Linked DNA regions of Homo sapiens: all the other regions are linked to region 3. The links are chromatin loops, found by intact Hi-C in ENCODE. Cell type or tissue: B cell. All regions are shown on one strand.

Region 1 (2,500 bases), 130 kb after region 3:
TAGTCAGGTTTGGTGGCACACACCTGTAATCCCAGCTACTTGGAGGCTGAGGCAGGAGAATTGCTTGAACCTGGGAGGCGAAGGTTGCAGTGAGCCAAGATCACACTATTGTACTCCAGGCTGGGCGGCAGCGAGACTCTGTCTCCAAAAAAAAAAAAAAAAAGGCATACAACCCTCTTCCCTTTCTTTGAGATCTTATATTTTGTAAGACTCTCCGACACATTAATAAATTTCTATTTCTCCTATTAATCTGCCTTTTGTCAGTTAATTTTCAGCAACCCTTCAGAGGGCGAAGGGAATGCTCTCCCTTCACTCCTTCGTTGCTTTTGGTTCCTTTTTTTTTTTTTTTTTGAGAGTCTTGCTCTGTTGCCCAGGCTGGAGTGCAGTGGGGTGATCTCTGCCCACTGCAACCTCCACCTCCTGGATTCAAGTGATTCTCCTACCTCAGCCTCCCGAGTAGCTGGGACCACAGGCGCACACCACCACACCCAGCTAATTTTTGTATTTTTAATAGAGACAAGGTTTCTCCATGTTGGCCAGGCTGGTCTCGAACTCCTGACCTCAGATGATCTGCCTGCCTCAGCCTCCCAAAGACTTTTGGTTACTTCTGCCTCCATACCCTGCCCACATCTCATGCTCATCTTTTTCTTCCCAGTGTCACAAAGAATTTACTTAGCTGCCTCTCTCATGAGGCTGTGAGCTCTCAGCCAGCACGGCTATCTTATTTCTCTTCCTTGCATCACAGTGGCATCCACAGTGCCTGATAAGCGGTAGCAATGCAATAACAATAGCTAATACAGGCCAGGCGCGGGGGCTCACACCTGTCATCCCAGGACTTTGGAGGCTGAGGCAGGAGGATGGCTTGAACCCAGGAGTTCAAGACCAGCCTGGGCAATATAGTAAGACCCCTGTCTCTAAAAAAAATTTTAAATAAAATAAAAGAATAGCTAATACATGTGTAGTTTAAATATATGTTAGGCACTGCTCCAGTGTGTTATGCATATTACTTATTTAAGCCTATGAAGTAGGTACAATTATCCCCATTTTGCAAGCGAGAGGGTTGCATTTTGGGCAGAGGGAGGGTGAGTGATTTCCCAAGCTCAGTCTCACCTGTGTATTAGGCGAAGTTCAGGAAATAGTGAACCTATTTAGTGAACCTAAATAGTGAACTCCAGGCGTTGTTTCACAGCTGGATGAGAGAACTCTGGTCACCCAGGCTGAGTCGGGGGAGGGGATTCTCGAAACTGAGGAAGACGGCATCCTATGGGCTCCCGCGCCTCCCAGCCTGAGCCTGTGCTGCCCCCTGCTGGCCAGCTCTGGGCCCCCTGCAGGCTCCCTTTCCCACCTAGAGCGCCTGCGTAGGAACTAACCCAGCCAGAAGTCCCCTCTGCCACCAGAGCTTGAGTCTAGGGTCTGACAGCAAGCACAGGATGTGCTGAGTGGGGAAGAGAATCAAAAGATCTCGCGGGGAATGTGCAAGGATTTCCCCCTTGATCCACATACCTAAGGACTGCCTCCCTCATAAGTGAAGGCTGAAAGAAACCATTCAAAGAAACCAAATGGGAAAAGTCAGCTCTGTCCCCAAATGCCATTGCCTGTACCCAAAATCAATAGAAATGTTTATTTGTTTAAAGAAAAACTTAGGTAAATATTTGGATTATTCTTACATTAGATTCTCCTTTAGGATGGAATATTGAGTGCTAAATTAACACACCGGTTCTTAATTAGGGTGCCTGATGGAGCTATTCGAAAACACAGATGCCCGGGCTCTGTTCCCAGCCTGCTGAATCAGAATCACCGGGAGGCGCTACTTCTTCTCCGGACTAGCCTCAAACCCAGATTTTCCCAAACCCCAAAGCTCCCAGACCGTTTAATATCTCACCTTTCCAGCTGGAGGAAAACCAATGCCTTTCCACTTGAACTTCAGTGAAAAACTTCATTGTCTAGAGAATACTCCTCCAGGGTATCTGACTCTAGTCTTTCATTGACTTTGAGCTATTTTACAAAATAGCTAATTGCTGGCAATGCAAAAAAAAAATTATTGTTTATAAACATGCAAATTATGTTCTGTCTAGTAGAAAGTCAATTGATTTTGCTTACCCTCTGTAAAAAAAAAAATCCGTTTGCCTCCATTTGCACATTTATTTCATTATTCCTGGTCTACAAATGGGTCTATTTTTTGAACCTATTGTAATATCTGCTTGATTTCTTCAATGATCATTGAGTTAAAGAAAATCTTGAACATGTTCATTTTATATCTATGTGAGAGTTTCTTTCTTTTTTTCTTTTTTTTTTTTTTTTTTGAGATGGGAGTCTCGCTCTCTCTCCCAGGCTGCGGTGCAGTGGCCCGATCTCGGCTCACTGCAACCTCCGCCTCCCGGGTTCAAGTGATTCTCCTACCTCAGCCTCCTGAGTAGCTGGGATTACAGGCGCACGCCACCAAACCCGGCTAATTTTTGTATTTTTAGTAGAGACAGGGTTTCACAACGTTGGCCAGGCT
Region 2 (2,500 bases), 520 kb after region 3:
TTTGCTCTAATTTCTGCTACGACAATAACCCAGCTATTTCAGCTGATGGCGGGAACACTGCAACTGGACAAAAATGACACGGATGGGTGTAGAGCCTCCAAACAATAAGTATCTGATTAATGCTGTTGACACCTAAGTCTACAGAGGCTATTCTCCAACGGCCAGGACATCATTAGGTAAGACATTTCAAAATTCTTCGTGAGGGCACGATTGCTTCAGAGGACTACAAAGTGACACATTAGGTCGTCATAAATCACCGCAGTACCATCCTGGCTAACACGGTGAAACCCCGTCTCTAAAATACAAAACAATGAGCCGGGCATGGTTGCGGGCGCCTGTAGTCCCAGCTACTCGGGAGGCTGACGCAGGAGAATGGCGTGAACCCGGGAGGCGGAGCTTGTAGTGAGCCGAGATCGCGCCACTGCACTGCAGCCTGGGCAACAGAGCAAGACTCTGTCAAAAAAAAAAAAAAAAAAAAAAAAAAATCACCGCAGTAAACCACACTCCAACGGGCCTGCACACTCAGGGTCTTGATTAGAAACAGTATTTAAAAAAATACCTCCACATCTGTTGCACCACAATGCCAAGGTATAACCAGGGCCACTTTCTCCAGGAGGCACAACAGGCGCAGGGCCAGGGAAGGGCCTCTGACACTTTTAGGATCTCAAGAAATTTTTTTTTTTTGGTTATTTTTCTTTGTTTGTTTTTGAGACAGAGTCTTGCTTTGTCGCCCAGGCTGGAGTGCAGTGGTGCTATCTCGGCTCACTGCAACCTCCACCTTCTGGGTTCAAGCGATTCTCCTGCCTCAGCCTCCCGAGTACCTGGGATTACAGGCGCCTGCCACTACGCCCGGCTAATTTTTGTATTTTATTTTATTTTTTAGTAGACACGGGGTTTTGGGTGTTGACCAGGTCTCGAACTCCTGACCTCAAGTGATCTGCCTGCCTCAGCCTCCCAAAGTGCTGGGACTACAGGCGTGAGCCACCATGCCCGGCCTCAAGAAAATGTTTTAATTTCCTTAAAAAACCTTAAGAAAAATCAACTTTTAAGTTGAAAAAGTTTATATATTAACATATTCATCTTTATATCAACACAGCAGTAAAATTTATTTTTTAAAGTGATAAAAACTGTACAAATATTTCTGGTGTGAAACACAGTGTTTTGATGCTCGCGGACTCTTGGATTCGAGGCTGCGGTAGTACGGACAAACACCGTGCAGCGGCATCTCATCTCCGCCAACAGCCGGCGATCAAGCGGGCAGGCTGGGAGAGGGCGGGCGGAAGAGGCGTGGCCGCCGCTACTGCGCACGTGCACCCAACCAGAACCTGGGGGTGGTGCCGGGCCTTCCCCGCTGCGCGGAGGCGTCCTCTCAACCCTTCTGCCCGGCGACTGGTGGGTTGGCGGCTAAGGGGCGGAGACAAGAGGGGCCGCCACCATCTCCTCCAATGGAAGGGAGACAGGGGCGGGCTTAATGACGGAAGGAGCATGGCGTGGAGACACCTGAAAGTGAGTCCCGCGAGTGAGCAGTGTGGATGGGGGACCAGGGACCGGGGAGGGCGAGAACGGAGAGTCAGGCCGGGCGAGGCATGGACCGAAGGCGGCTCCGGGAGTGTGGGCCCCCCTGGGACGTGTGCGTGTTTCCGGGGTCTCCTGCAAATGCTCGTGCGTGTGCATTTGCACGTGGACTCGGTCAGGCGTGTGCAGACAGCGCCTGCAGGTCTGGGTGGGTGCTGATCTGAGTGTCTGCGCCTGGGCCATGTTTTTGAGCCTGGCACAGGGGTGCTTAGTGAACACATGACCGCCTAGCGTTGTGTGCCGGATCCAACGGGGAATGAAACTAGAGTAGGACATGCTCCCAACCCTTTTAGGTAAAGTTTTGTTAGGGGCGGGGGTCTCTGTGAAAAGTTCTTAGCTGTATCCCCGTATGTAATAGGTGTTCAGAGGCCGGGCGCGGTGGCTCACGCCTGTAATCCCAGCACTTTGGGAGGCCGAGGCGGGTGGATCATGAGGTCAGGAGATCGAGACCATCCTGGCTAACAAGGTGAAACCCCGTCTCTACTAAAAATACAAAAAATTAGCCGGGCGCGGTGGCGGGCGCCTGTAGTCCCAGCTACTCGGGAGGCTGAGGCAGGAGAATGGCGTGAACCCGGGAAGCGGAGCTTGCAGTGAGCCGAGATTGCGCCACTGCAGTCCGCAGTCCGGCCTGGGCGACAGAGCGAGACTCCGTCTCAAAAAAAAAAAAAAAAAAAAAAAAAATAGGTGTTCAGATATTTGTTGATTGACATGGTGGGGGGGAGTACAGTCTCCAAGGGAGGCAATGAATAACCTTGACTTTCTTTTTATATGTTTATTTGAGACGGAGTCTTGGGCTGTCGCCCAGGCTGGAGTGCAGTGGCGCGATCTTGGCTCACTGCAACCTCCGCCTCCCGGGTTCAACCGATTTTCCTGCCTCGGCCTCCTGCGTAGCTGAGATTACAGGCGCGCGCCACCACGACTGGCT
Region 3 (2,500 bases):
TGGCCTTCTTTCAGTTTCCTCTGTGCTAACTCAGGACCTTCATACCTGCTGTTTCTTCTGTATGAACTACTCTTCTCCAATCTCAGAACCATTACAACTGAGATTCTCTGCCTGCCATTCTCTCCAGTAATCTAGCCGCCATTCTCTCCAGTAATCTATCCACCCTTCACCTTCAGATCATGATCGCTCTACAGACCAGGTCAGGTGTCTCTGTTAAACACTCCACTCGCACCGTACTCCTTTTCCTATATACCACTTAATCCAGTTTGAAATTATATATTGATTTGTGCTTTCTTCATTCAACAAATATTTATCTCATACATATTTCATGCAAGGCCACGTGTGACACACAACAGATGAAGTAGAGAGAGAAGGGGCATGATCCTGTCCCTCGCAGAGCTTAGTCTAAAGGAAAGACACATTAATCAAGATTCTCTCAAATAACTTTTAAGTCCACAATTTAAATCACTGCCAGGGGAAACTAACGTGGATGGGAAGCTTAAGAAAATAAATTAACTAAGGTATGAAGGAAATCTTTACAAAAGTAACAGCATACGCAAAAGCCATGTTCTAGTAGTGAAGGATCAAGAACACTGTAGTAGCAGTCAAAGGAGAGTGTGCTGTTAGATGATGCTGAAGAAGTCACAAGGGACAAAGCCACACTTTGTGCACGTCAAGAACTTGGTCTTCGATCTACGTGCACTAAGTCACGGGCAGGTGGAGTGAAATAACCAGATTTGATTAATACATGACTTTCCCATTGGGCGGAAAGCTTCCTGGGGGCGGGGCCCACGCCCCGCCTCATTCACCGCTGCATCCCCGGAATCTAGAGCAGGAACTGGCACATAGCTGCTCAGTAAGCAGCTGTGGCCCAATGAGCAGATGGGGTTTGGGCGGCGTCGAGAACAGAGGCGTCCCTTCCATCCAGCCGCCCATATCCACAGCCTCCATTTCCCAAGGCGCCGATGCAGGCGTGGGGGAGCGAAGGCACCAGAGGGAGACCGGGACCGGCCCGCGAGCAGCCTCCGCTCCCCGGTCCCGGAGGGGCCGCCCTGTCTCCCTCCACTGAGGCAGCAGGGACGAAGCCGACAGCCTTCTCTAGAGGTGCAGTGCCTGAGCCTAGCAAGGACTCCTAGGCGACAAACCCCAACACTCACCTCAGGAAAAACAGAAAGCGGTGCGTGAACGGAAGTGCGTCACTACTTTGGCCTTGCACCCAGGCTCACACGCGTACTCTCTAGGATGCCGGAGCGGTCTTCTCAGTGGTTGTGTGGTTTTACTCCCGGGAGGAGTTTCCACCCGGGGATCCTCAGAGACCTTGAATAGGAAAGAAAGTATATCATTGTTTTCGCTAATCTCTAACCGAAATTTAGCATTTTCTTCTATGTTGGCAACAAACTACTGTAGTATCAGCCGTATCTGTGACTGTCACCGATAGAAATCACAGATATTTTCATATCACATTACAGTTGATGCAGATCTCAGAATATGGCTATTCTCGTCACTAATTTGAAATTGTCCTTGTTGTTATCGGGCCCACCTCAAGTCTTGTCATTACATTTCATCACGTTGGTAAAGCTGCACTTATATTTCTGTATCACAAATTCTAAAAAACTGTTTAATTGTATGTTCATTGGTTTTGAAGGTGTCACCAGACTGCCAAAGGGTCTTTGCACAAAAAAGCTGTCCTCCTTAGAGGTAAAGACCCAGACACGTTAAGAAAGACCAGGTCAGCAGGCCAGGCGCGGTGGCTCACGCCTGTAATCCCAGCACTTTCGGAGGCCAAGGCGGGCAGATCACCTGAGGTCAGGAGTTCGAGACCAGCCTGGTCAACGTGGTGAAACCTCGTCTCTACTAAAAATACAAAAATTAGCCAGGCGTAATGGCGGGCACCTGTAATCCCAGCTACTCGGGAGGCTGAGGCAGGAGAATTGCTTGAACCCGAGAGGTGGAGGTTGCAGTGAGCCGAGATTGTGCCATTGCACTCCAGCCTGGGCGACAAAAGCAAAACTCCATCTCAAAAAAAAAAAAAACCAAAAAAACAAAAAAAAACAAAAAGAAAGAAAGACCAGGTCTAAGGAGGGATATATTAAGTAACTATTTAGGAAGTGAAAACGGTGGACATTTTTTTTTTTAATGACTGAATACAAGGCAGCCAGAGCAATCTATAATAGCCATGAATTTTGGATGACCTGATAGATGAAGGTGCCATTAGCTGAGATCAGGAATTGAAGAAGAGGAGCTGGTTTCAGGCAAGAAGGTGAAAGAATTTAGTTTCAAAAATACTGAACACACACACACACACCTGCCTTATTAACATTTAATTCACACACCATACAATTCATCAATGCAGAGTATAAAATTAAATAGGTTTTAGTGTGTTCAGAGACTTGCGCAAACATCACCACAATCAGTTTCAGGACATTTTCATCTCCCCAAAGGAACCTCATAACCATCAGCAGTCACTCTCCATTTTCCCTCTGGTAAGCAGAATGGTGTT

Evidence for each region. Peaks named below come from ENCODE experiments on the same cell type or tissue, not always from the same donor. Only the 100,000 strongest peaks of a DNase experiment are listed, where the experiment ranks them.
Region 1: a loop joins it to region 3, with 13 times the contacts of the local background. A loop is called at or near these places in 10 of 110 quality-filtered maps.
Region 2: it touches region 3 in a loop (9-fold over the local background); 4 of 110 quality-filtered maps call a loop at or near these places.

Annotation. Positions count from the first base shown.
Region 1 is chr16:71,609,892-71,612,391 of GRCh38, forward strand. It overlaps LOC105371334 (a long non-coding RNA gene), which reads right to left. Exons shown (of 3, transcript XR_933717.2): 2 at 1,883-2,018. Among named protein-coding and RNA genes, the nearest start is that of MARVELD3, 15 kb to the right of the region's middle. In B cell, CTCF peaks have their summits at 1,287 (motif pointing left) and 1,486; a DNase peak (open chromatin) is centred at 1,310.
Region 2 is chr16:72,007,280-72,009,779 of GRCh38, forward strand. It overlaps DHODH (dihydroorotate dehydrogenase (quinone)), which reads left to right and starts at 1,465. Exons shown (of 9, transcript NM_001361.5): 1 at 1,465-1,506. The coding sequence starts at 1,486. RefSeq lists silencers at 1,217-1,316, 1,260-1,459. In B cell, no CTCF peak of the experiment used is centred here; a DNase peak (open chromatin) is centred at 1,402; H3K4me3 peaks cover 1,368 bases; H3K27ac peaks cover 1,333 bases.
Region 3 is chr16:71,483,432-71,485,931 of GRCh38, forward strand. It overlaps ZNF19 (zinc finger protein 19), which reads right to left. Exons shown (of 6, transcript NM_006961.4): 2 at 1,158-1,317. Among named protein-coding and RNA genes, the nearest start is that of ZNF19, 4.6 kb to the right of the region's middle. RefSeq lists an enhancer at 437-1,346 and a silencer at 914-1,193. In B cell, no CTCF peak of the experiment used is centred here; DNase peaks (open chromatin) are centred at 830 and 960; H3K4me3 peaks cover 1,726 bases; H3K27ac peaks cover 1,788 bases.